Regions from separate parts of the Homo sapiens genome. Here region 2 is linked to region 1. The links are chromatin loops, found by intact Hi-C in ENCODE. Cell type or tissue: Caco-2. All regions are shown on one strand.

The links. Peaks named below come from ENCODE experiments on the same cell type or tissue, not always from the same donor. Only the 100,000 strongest peaks of a DNase experiment are listed, where the experiment ranks them.
Region 2: it touches region 1 in a loop (5-fold over the local background); 1 of 110 quality-filtered maps calls a loop at or near these places.

The regions. Positions count from the first base shown.
Region 1 is chr6:120,328,895-120,333,894 of GRCh38, reverse strand. No RefSeq gene overlaps it. Among named protein-coding and RNA genes, the nearest start is that of MIR3144, 320 kb to the right of the region's middle. In Caco-2, no CTCF peak of the experiment used is centred here; no DNase peak of the experiment used is centred here.
Region 2 is chr6:120,209,218-120,214,217 of GRCh38, reverse strand. No RefSeq gene overlaps it. Among named protein-coding and RNA genes, the nearest start is that of MIR3144, 200 kb to the right of the region's middle. In Caco-2, no CTCF peak of the experiment used is centred here; a DNase peak (open chromatin) is centred at 2,077.

The DNA of each region.
Region 1 (5,000 bases):
TACAGCTGCTATAAAAATATGTGCAAATTTTGTATGGACATAAGTTTGCAACTCATTTGGGTAAATATCAAGGAAAACAATTGGTAAATCACTTGGTAAGAGTATGATTAGTTTTGTAAAAACTGCTGAATTGTCTTGACAAGTGTCTGTACCATTGTGAATTCTCACCAACAATGAATGAGAGTTCCTGCTGCTCTTCATCCTCCTAGTATTTAGTATTATGAGTGTTTTGATTTTTTGCATTCTAATAGGTATGTACTCATATCTTATTAATTTTCAATTTCCTAATGATATGTGATGATGAAAATCTTTTCATATGTTTATTTCTCATATTAATATAATTATTGGTAAGACATCTATCTGTTCTTGGGTCTTTTGTCCATGTTTTGAGTTGTTTATTTTCTTATTGCTGAGCTTAGTTGTTCGATAATTGTTTACCTGTTGAGTTAGTCCTTCGTATGCAGTCATGTACCACGTAACAACTGTAAAATTATATGGTTTGTCTTTGGTCCCCATAAGATTATAATATCATATTTTACTGTGCTTTGTCTATGTTTAGATATGTTAAGATACATAAATAATTACTGTCATGTTAGAATTGCCTACCGTAGTTATTACAGTAACATAGTGTGCAAATTTGTAGCCTAGGATCAATAAGCTATATCATACATCCAAGGTGTGTAGTAGACTATATCATCTAGGTTTGTGTAACTACACTCTATGATGCTCAATGATAAAATTGCCTAGCAATACATTTCTAAGAATATGTCTCCATTATTAACTGACACATGACTGTATTTTGAATAACAGTTCTTTATCAGATATGTATTTTGCAAATATTTTTCCAGGTCTGTGACTTCTCTTCTCATTTCCATGACAATGTTCTTCACAGAGCCAAGTGTTTATTTGAGTGAAATCCAATTTACCAGTTTTTTTATAGGTTATATTTTTAGTGTTGTATCTGAAATGTCATTATCAAACCCAAAGTCACCTAGATTTTTCCCTATGTTATCTTCTGCATATTACAGTTTTTGTATTTTAAATTTATGTTTAATAACTGACCCACTTTGAGTTACTTTTGTGGAGCATAAAGTCTATGTCTAGATTCTTGTGGGCTTCTGAGTTCATTTGTTTGTGTGGTTAACATTTCCACTTTATATTTTCAATCTTTCTTCTAGCTTATTTAACTTATAAAAAGTTACAAAAACACATAAAAGTACTTGTCTGCTAATTCTAACATCTTTGTCAGTTCCACATCTGTTCTAATTGACTGATTTTTCTTCTTAGTATGGGATGATAGTTTCCTGGCTGCTCTACACATCTGGAAATTTTTACTGGGAGCTAGACATTTTGAATTTTCTTGGTTGGGTGTTGAATATTTTCATATTTCTATAAATATTGTGCTTTGTTCTGGCGTGGGATTACCTGCAAATGGTTTGAGCATTTCAGGTCTTGGCTTTAATTGGGATTTTCCAATTGAGACTAAAGTAGCCTTTAGTCCTTGACTATTTTTTTTTTTCAAATTATCAAGGCAAATCCTTCTCTGTGCTCTATTTAATTCTCCATGAATTAAGAGTTTCCCAGTCTGTCTGGTAGTTTTGACTGACCATATTTGAGCTTTGCACATTCTTTCACCAACCATGGCATGTCATTCCTTTCCTTGCCATATGCAGTTTCCTCACATGCATAACCTGATCAGCACACTGCTAAAGATGTAATGCAGAAGGGACCCCGTATAAATCTCTAGAACTCTCGGTGCAATTTAATTTCTTTTGAACTTTGCAGTAACAATTGAAGTTGCTTTGGTCTCTTCAGGCTTTGAGTTTGGTCTTCTCAACCTAAGGAGTTTGCCAGAATTCAGCTAGATTCTTCCTCTCTACTTTGCGGATTGGAAATTTATTCAAAAAATAAGCTGAGACAATCATAAAGCACAGCTTTTGATTTCTTTTCTCCCATGGATCACTGTTTTTTTGCTCCCTAACATACAAACCATTATCCCACACAACTTTTGTTTCTTCTTGTTGTTTTAGGCAAGAAAGTAAATCCAGTTTCTGGTAATCCCCTTTTCCCAGAAGGAGAAGTTGTACTTTTACTGCTTTTATGCTTTATATGATAGTATATTGACTGTTAAATTACTATGTTTAGAGATACTGCTATCTCCTTACTATTTACCACTTGAACCATTGAAGACAACTCTTAGAAAAAGCTGGAGAAATATATCTAGGTAAGTCACCTCATATGTAACTTTCTCACATTAGATATAGCACAATTTAAGGATTAATGAACTGAAAATGATTTTCAAAGAAAGCTTCTATTTATATTTAAATAGAAAAGATCTTTAAAAACATAAAAGACAAGCTTTTCTCTTTAGAAGGATATTAAACAGTTTACTGCCACTTTTAGTAGCAAAAACAGACATCTAAATACTATTCTTTTTTTGTGTTCAAAGTGCCTATTAAGAAAGCAATCATTTGGAAATGGGATAGCATCAAGCTGCCAGATATTTGTTCATGAAAAATACCCATAAAGGCCAAACTGTTTTTCAGACTCAAGAGAATGCTTGAATTCAGAATGATGAATAGGTTTTTTTAAAAAAATAAAGCAAACCAAAAAAGTAGTAGACCCAAAGAAAAGAAAGACTATGTTAAACCTAAATATTAAAACATCAGTAGATGCAAAAAGTTGAATATAACACAACGTAGCTTTTGGATACATACAAAGGAAAAGGAGATATCAATTTGAAAATTAAAGCCAATTTCCAAATGAGAGCAAATTTCAATTTAAGAAGACAGTCTTACAGATTTTAAGAGTTACTAGGCTAAAAAAAATGAGTCAACTACAAAAGAGGACTCTTCTGCAATTCGAAGCAGAGAATAGACTACTGCTGACATCAGAGTGGCAAATGTCTGTCAGGGACACTATTAACTTATTTAGAAAGGACAAGAAGTGCCCTAATGTGACCCTCTTAGAGAGATAAACTAGCCCAAAGTATACACCCCACCTACCAGTACTGCATTAGCCCTGGGAAAGCTCAAAGGGTTTAGAAATATTTGCTCAGATTAGTCTTTTCTTATCTTCTTTCAGTGCAGGTCTAAATCCAAGCTAAATGTGAAATGGAATCATCTTAGTCCATTTGAGCTCCTATAACAAAAATATCATAGACTCGGTGGCTTATAAACAACAGAAATTTACTTCTCACAGTTCTGGAAGTTGAGAAGTCTAAAATCAGGTGCCAGCAGATATGGTATCTTGTGAGAGCCCATTTCCTGGTACATAAACATCTATCTTCTTGCTGTCATTTCACATGATGAAAGGGCTAAGGACATCCTTTGAGGTCTCTTTTATAAGGGCACTAAGCCCTATCACAAGGTCTCCACCCTCATGATCTAATCACCTTTCAAAGGCCCTACCTCTTACTATCATCATATTGGGATTATGCTTTAACATATAAATTTGGGGGGAACTCAGTCATTCAGTCTGTAGCAGGGAAACCTTTCTTTGACATCATCCTTGACTTATCTCTGGATATTTCTCTTTTATTTTATGTTTGATTCCACGCTTCACTTGAAAGAAAGACTAAATTAATGGATAACCATGTATTTAATTTCATACATTTCTGTTCTTCTAAATAAACAGTAAAAATCATCTCCAAACAAGACTCTTGAGTAACTTTTTTTTTTTTCTGGAAAGTTCTACAGACTAGTGGATTTAAGCAAGAAAACTCAGTTATTATCAGTTCCCAACAGTAATTCTATGTGTGTACTACTATTTTCTGAAAATACAGCTCCAGAAAATAGGCGGATAGCAACATATCACTACAGGAAGCTAACATATTATGAGACCTATTCTCATTTTTAAAACTAATATCCCCTTTAAAAACAGCACATTGAGGCTATTCATCCTGTTTCATTTTCAATATGACTAAAAAACTTAAGTTATTATTATTATAGCTGGATGCAAAACACATTGGAAAGTACGCAATTAACAGTTAGCATTGATTTGTTATGAAGTACTAGTAGTGTGACATTAGAATGTAAGGTGAACAAACACATTGTTAGCAACACTCCTCATTTATACATATTTATATAATGTTGTTTGCTTGACTGTTTATGCAGCTCAAATTTCAGAAAGCGTTTTCCCATGAGTCAAATTTAAATTCTATAAGTTCTGGATGCTACTTTACATAGCATTCCTATATCAACTATATTTTACCTTTATGTGAATAATTAAATGTGATATTCCCCTCAATCAACCAGTCTCTCTCACTCTTTATTTCACATCTTTTCAAAGAGCGCTAACAGTAACTAATAGTTTTGTATTTTCCTTTTAGTCTGGAGAATTTGGTTATCACTTCTTCAAGAGAATCTTGCCTGACCTGCCTTTAAATCTCACACCAGTTTATCAAGGATTCCTCCTTCATGTGCTTCCATATCCTCTTGGACATGCATTAGTCATAAAACTCAATGCATTATATTGTGGCCACTTGTTCATACATATGTCTCTCCTACTAGAGTACAGACTCCTTGAGATCAAGGACTGTTATGCCTTTCTAATATATGCCTACTGAAGTATTCCCTCTTTCAATGCATAGCTTGAAAATTTTCAGATTATTGTTTTCAGTTAAGGTACAGTCATTCAAGGAATACATATTTTGAAAATAATATGTACACTGGATTTAAATAAATGTATGTGTATGTGTGTGCATACTGTGTGTGGGTGAGAGTATAATCATGAACCTCAAAAATGTAGCAAAAATGTTCTCAGGGTAATCTCACTTGACCCATGCAAAACCACAATTTAAGTTGTATAAAAAAATACAAATATGTAGAAAATCTTATAACACAGGACAGAAGATAAAGATGTATTCATGATCACAGAAATGTAAAGAAGGTTATTCACACTATGGTGCAAAATTGGCCACATTAATAAAAATACTAAAGTCCAGATCAAAACTTCATAAATACATGCAGTTTTGAGAGAAATGTGTAGAAGTGAGTCAA
Region 2 (5,000 bases), 120 kb after region 1:
ATAGCAATTACAAAGATGGGCAAATGACAGAGAAAGCAAGTCTGTCTGATGAAAAGATATTTCAGGGAATGTGTTACTGTAATGCAAATGCTACATTTTCCTGATGTTTTTGTTAAAAGGAGAAAATGCTTTATTGCTGTTGTCAATGTAAGGCAAATGTTTTTGGTGTGCTGGACATTTTGAGCTCCCAAGTTCATTTCCACTTTGAAGCAGACTCCTCCAGGGAAAGGGTAATAAATCTGCCACTCCACCTGGATCCCTGAAGAAGACAGTGCTTCAGCTTGTGAGCAGTGCATGTCAGTCCAGGCATATCTGTGAGAAGATGATGACCTTACAGCTACCAATGTCCTTCAAGTAACAGACAGATGGCAAAAACAAGCCTGACAAAATCAAGATGAAGAATTTAAAAAATAAAGGGTAAACAAAATAGATCAGTCTGGTTCATAGTGAGATGTACTTTGTCATTGAGCATTGGTGTCAAAGAACTTTAAATGAGATAAAGTTGGCAAGATAATTTATGTTACATCTAACACACTCAATGGCATATTGAAAATTTAATATGCTGTTCATATTAAGAACTTCTGACATTATCACTAGCAGCCATAAGAAGCTTGACAATGATTCCATCATCTTTATTTGCCCCTTTCCAAAGATGGAACAAGCTCTCTTTACATCAAAGTTGATTTGCCTGTTCCCTCAAAAGACTTGGTAAATAGTTATTGACCAAGAAAGTAGAGAAATTTTTCTTTCTTGAAGAAAGTTTAATCAGTGAAGTGGCCTGAGATCAGAAGAATAAATAGAGAAATGCTGCAGCCTCACCACACCAGTCCTAAAATGGGTGAGATGTTTGTCCTATAATTTTCAGAATATTTTTCTGAAATATATTGAGACTCATTTATAATTTGGATAATTATTCCCCTAGAAGTAAAACTATCTCATTATTATTTTCTGACACATTTATATTCTATATTCCTCTGTACCTTTTGGAAACTCAGTCTATTTTCTAAGAAATGTTTTTCATTTTCCATGTGATTTTTGAAAAAATGAACCATTCACATTGTGATTTTTAGAAAGTGAGATGTTTCCTAGATATTGTGTGTTCTTCCTCACTTTACCCCTTTGGTTTTCTTCAACTAGAAGAGAGAATGATTTTCAGAGGTCTAAACTATCTTTCTCACTGGCAGAGCTCATTTTACATAATTTGATATTGAAGCTCCAGAAAATGCCTCACTCAGGAAGCTCAACATTTTGCTCAGATTTCCTCATAAACTCCATTTCACAGTTATCCTAAAGTACTTGTATTGAATGTATCTATGATTTCTTAACCATATAGTTGCTTTATCCTCTCAATTATGTGGTTTAGAAAAAATTTTCATACCTTCTTTGTGTCAGCCATGGTGATAAACCCTTTGGAGGAAAAACAAATAAAATACAGTAACCTTCTTGAGGATCCCAGTGTGGAAGAAACTAACCTTTCTTCCCCATTCCGTAGGCAGACTGGCCTGGCTTACAAAAGTCAGCACCTACATTTACTTTTCTGAGAGTTTTCTCTAGTAGCAATCTCATTCTCTACTTTGTCCACAGCAGGCCAGAAACGCCAGAGAATACAAACATTCTAAGGTCATCATCACTTAACCAGTGACTGGTGGGTGTCAGTATATCAGTATAGAGGCTCCCTTTTCTTTTGTGTAGAATAATTCTGAGGCTCCTATTCCCCATTGTCTCCCATAATTCCCTAGTGGCAACTTGCTTTATATTGGTAACTTGCTTTACAGCATTCCTTTGAATGACAGTTTTCTCTTTACTTTCTCTCTTCCTGTCTTATTTTATGACCCTCCAGAAGCAGAGGCATAGTATTTGGGAGATGCAGGAACTTGCTTATACTGGTAACTTGCTTTACAGCTTTCCTTTGAATGACAGTTTTCTCTTTACTTTCCCTCTTCCTGTCTTATTTTATGACCCTCCAGAAGCAGAGGCATAGTATTTGGGAGATGCAGGAAACATTAGAAGGGAAATGGGTAGGTGCTACAGAGAAGAAACCAAGCTCGAAGTGTGCGTTACTAATCTAGAAACCACAGGATTGCTTCACTCTAGGGGAAAGGGCAAAGGGCAAAAGCATGCCTCAGAGTTGTGTCAACCAAGAGAAGAGATAATCTGAGATTATATACCAACAACCATAAATTATTAATTGAGGGCTTTTGGGGTGGTACATTTAATTCCCTGGTACTTCTAGCCTGCCAACTGCACAGAGTGGGCTACATATTGGGGAAAATCCTTATGCATGGAGATGCAGATACTGCTCTCTGTAAATCGAACACACAAATTGAAATGAGAAGATTTGAGGATGCTTAGTAGGATACAGATAGTGTCTGCTATCCTTCACCATTTGCCTACCAGATTTATCTGGAATCTTTCCTAACAACTTATTTGCACTAGAACTTTTGTCTCAAAAGTTGCTCTTGGAGGATCCTAAACTATGATAACCATGTTTGATTGTGAAGATACTTAAGGTGTCACAACCTGAAAAATACTAAATTAAATGTATAAGAACATGCTACAATGCCATAGAAGGAAGAAAGGGAGGAGAATCAGGAAATATGGAGAAGAGAAAGATAAAAAAGTTTTAGGACCAGTAGGAGTTAGGTAGATTAAAACAGAAAGAAAGAGGGCAGGTGCTTGGAACAGTTCATCAAGTGGCCCTGGAGCATCAAGGGCTGGGCAGTCGGAGTTGGCTGGCAGGAGCAGGCAATAAGGTGATGCATTTCTTCATAGATAATTAAAAATAATAATAATACTCAAAATTAGTCCTTTTTATTATCACAATATAATTTTTATCACTGATATAAAAATATATTAGTGTTCTAAACTATTATCTATGTTCTAAACTACCTAAACAATAGATATGTTGTTCTAAATCAAACTATCTAAACAACAGTTTTAAACATATACATATTATCTATCTATATGAACATATCTATCTATAATGTTTATGTTCTAAACTATTGTTGCAGTTGCACAATACATGTTATGCTACATAATGCAATTTTTGTTAGATATTTTTAAAATAAATATTATACTTCACACAGAAGTTAATTTAAAGAACCCCTAGTTATTTAGTGCTCAGGTACATATGTTGGTTTCAAGAATTTGTAGTAGTATGGAGCTTTGTTCTGGTGACATTTTTGTCTTCCACCTAGGCAGTGCTTTATATTTCTGCATTTAAACAGTAGGTTTGAAATAAGCAACAATAGCACAGTGAATGTAAGATGAAGCAACAGAAACTCAATTACTTCTATCCTGTCATTTTCAAATGCCAGGACAAATGACAAAAGACACTGCTTTTACATTATCAGCACAAATTAAATTGTCAATGTTTGAATGACTTGGTTTTTTTATCATGGGTTTTCTTTTCTTTCTTTTCTTTTTTTTTTTTTTTTTTTGAGATAGAGTCTCGTTGTTGTTGCCCAGGCTGGAGTGCAATGGCACGATCTCGGCTCACTGCAACCTCCACCTCCCGGGTTCAAGCAATTCTCCTGTCTCAGCCTCCCGAGTAGCTGGAATTACAGGCGTGTGCCACCATGCCCAGCTAATTTTTGTATTTTTTGTGAAAACAGGGCTTCGCCATGTTGGTCAGGCTGGTCTCAAATTCCTGACCTTAGGGGATCCGCCTGCCTTGGCCTCCCAAAGTGCTGGAATTACAGGCATAAGCCACCATGCCCGGCCTTATCATAAGTTTGCTATAGAAAATTACATCCATGTTCGGCATCTTTCAGCCTTTTTTGTTTGTTTTAATGTAAACAAATCTTTAGGAATTTTAATAAATATATTAGCAATTTTGGAAATTTTTGACACTTTCATGTGAAGGAATTTTTTATATTAAAATATATAAAAATATAGTTCAATCAATCAAGTAGAAAAAGTTGATGATAATGTGGCTATACTGCCTGTGGAAGTTAAACATATTAAAAAGTCTACATATTTGTATTAAATATAAATTATATAGACATTTGGGTGTATAGTCTTGATTTTTTCCTTTTCAACTTTTATTTTAGGTTCAGGAGGTACATGTGCAGGTTTGTTACGTGTTTAAATTGTGTGTCACTGGGGTTTGGTGTACAAACCATTTCATCACCCAGGTAGCGAGCATAGTACCGATTGGTGGTTTTTCAATCATCACTTTCCAGCCTGTAGTAGGCTCCAGTGTCTATTTGTCTCTTCTTTATGTCTGCATTTACAGTGTTTAACTCCCCCTTACAAGTGAAAACATGCAATATTTGGTTTTCTGTTCCTGCATTGATTCACTTAGAATCATGGCCATCAGCTATATCTACATTACTGCAAAGGACACGATTTTATTTCTTTTTATGGCTGCATAGTATTCCATGGTGCATATGTACCATATTTTCTTTATCCAGTCCACTGTTGATGGTCATCTAGGTTGATTCCGTGTCTTTGCTAATGCGAATAATGTTGTGTTGAACATACAAGTGCACGTGCATTTGTATTCCTTTGGATGTATACCCAGGGAGTATTGCTGGGCTGAATGGTAGCTGTGTTTTAAGTTCTTTGAGAAATCTTCAGACTGCTTTCCACAAGTGGCTGGAATAACTTCCATTCCCCCAAGCAGTGTACAGGTGTTTTGTTTCGTTTTTTCCACAACCTCACCAACATGTTATTTTTTGACTTTTTAATAATAGCCATTCTGATTGTGTGAGATGGTAAGTCAATGTGGTTTTGATTTGCATTTCTCTAATGACTAGTGCTGTTGAGCATTTTTCCATATGCTTATTAGCCATGGGTATGTCTTCTTTTGAGAGGTATTTGTTCATGTCCTTTGTCTAATTTGTAATGTGATATTTTGCTGTTTCATTGTTGGTGTTTAAGTTCCTTGTAGATTCTGGATATTAGACCTTTGTTGGAGCATAGTTTGTGAATATTTTGTCTCATTCTGTAGGTTGTCTGTTTACTCTGTTGATGGTTTCTTCTGCTGTGCAGAAGAT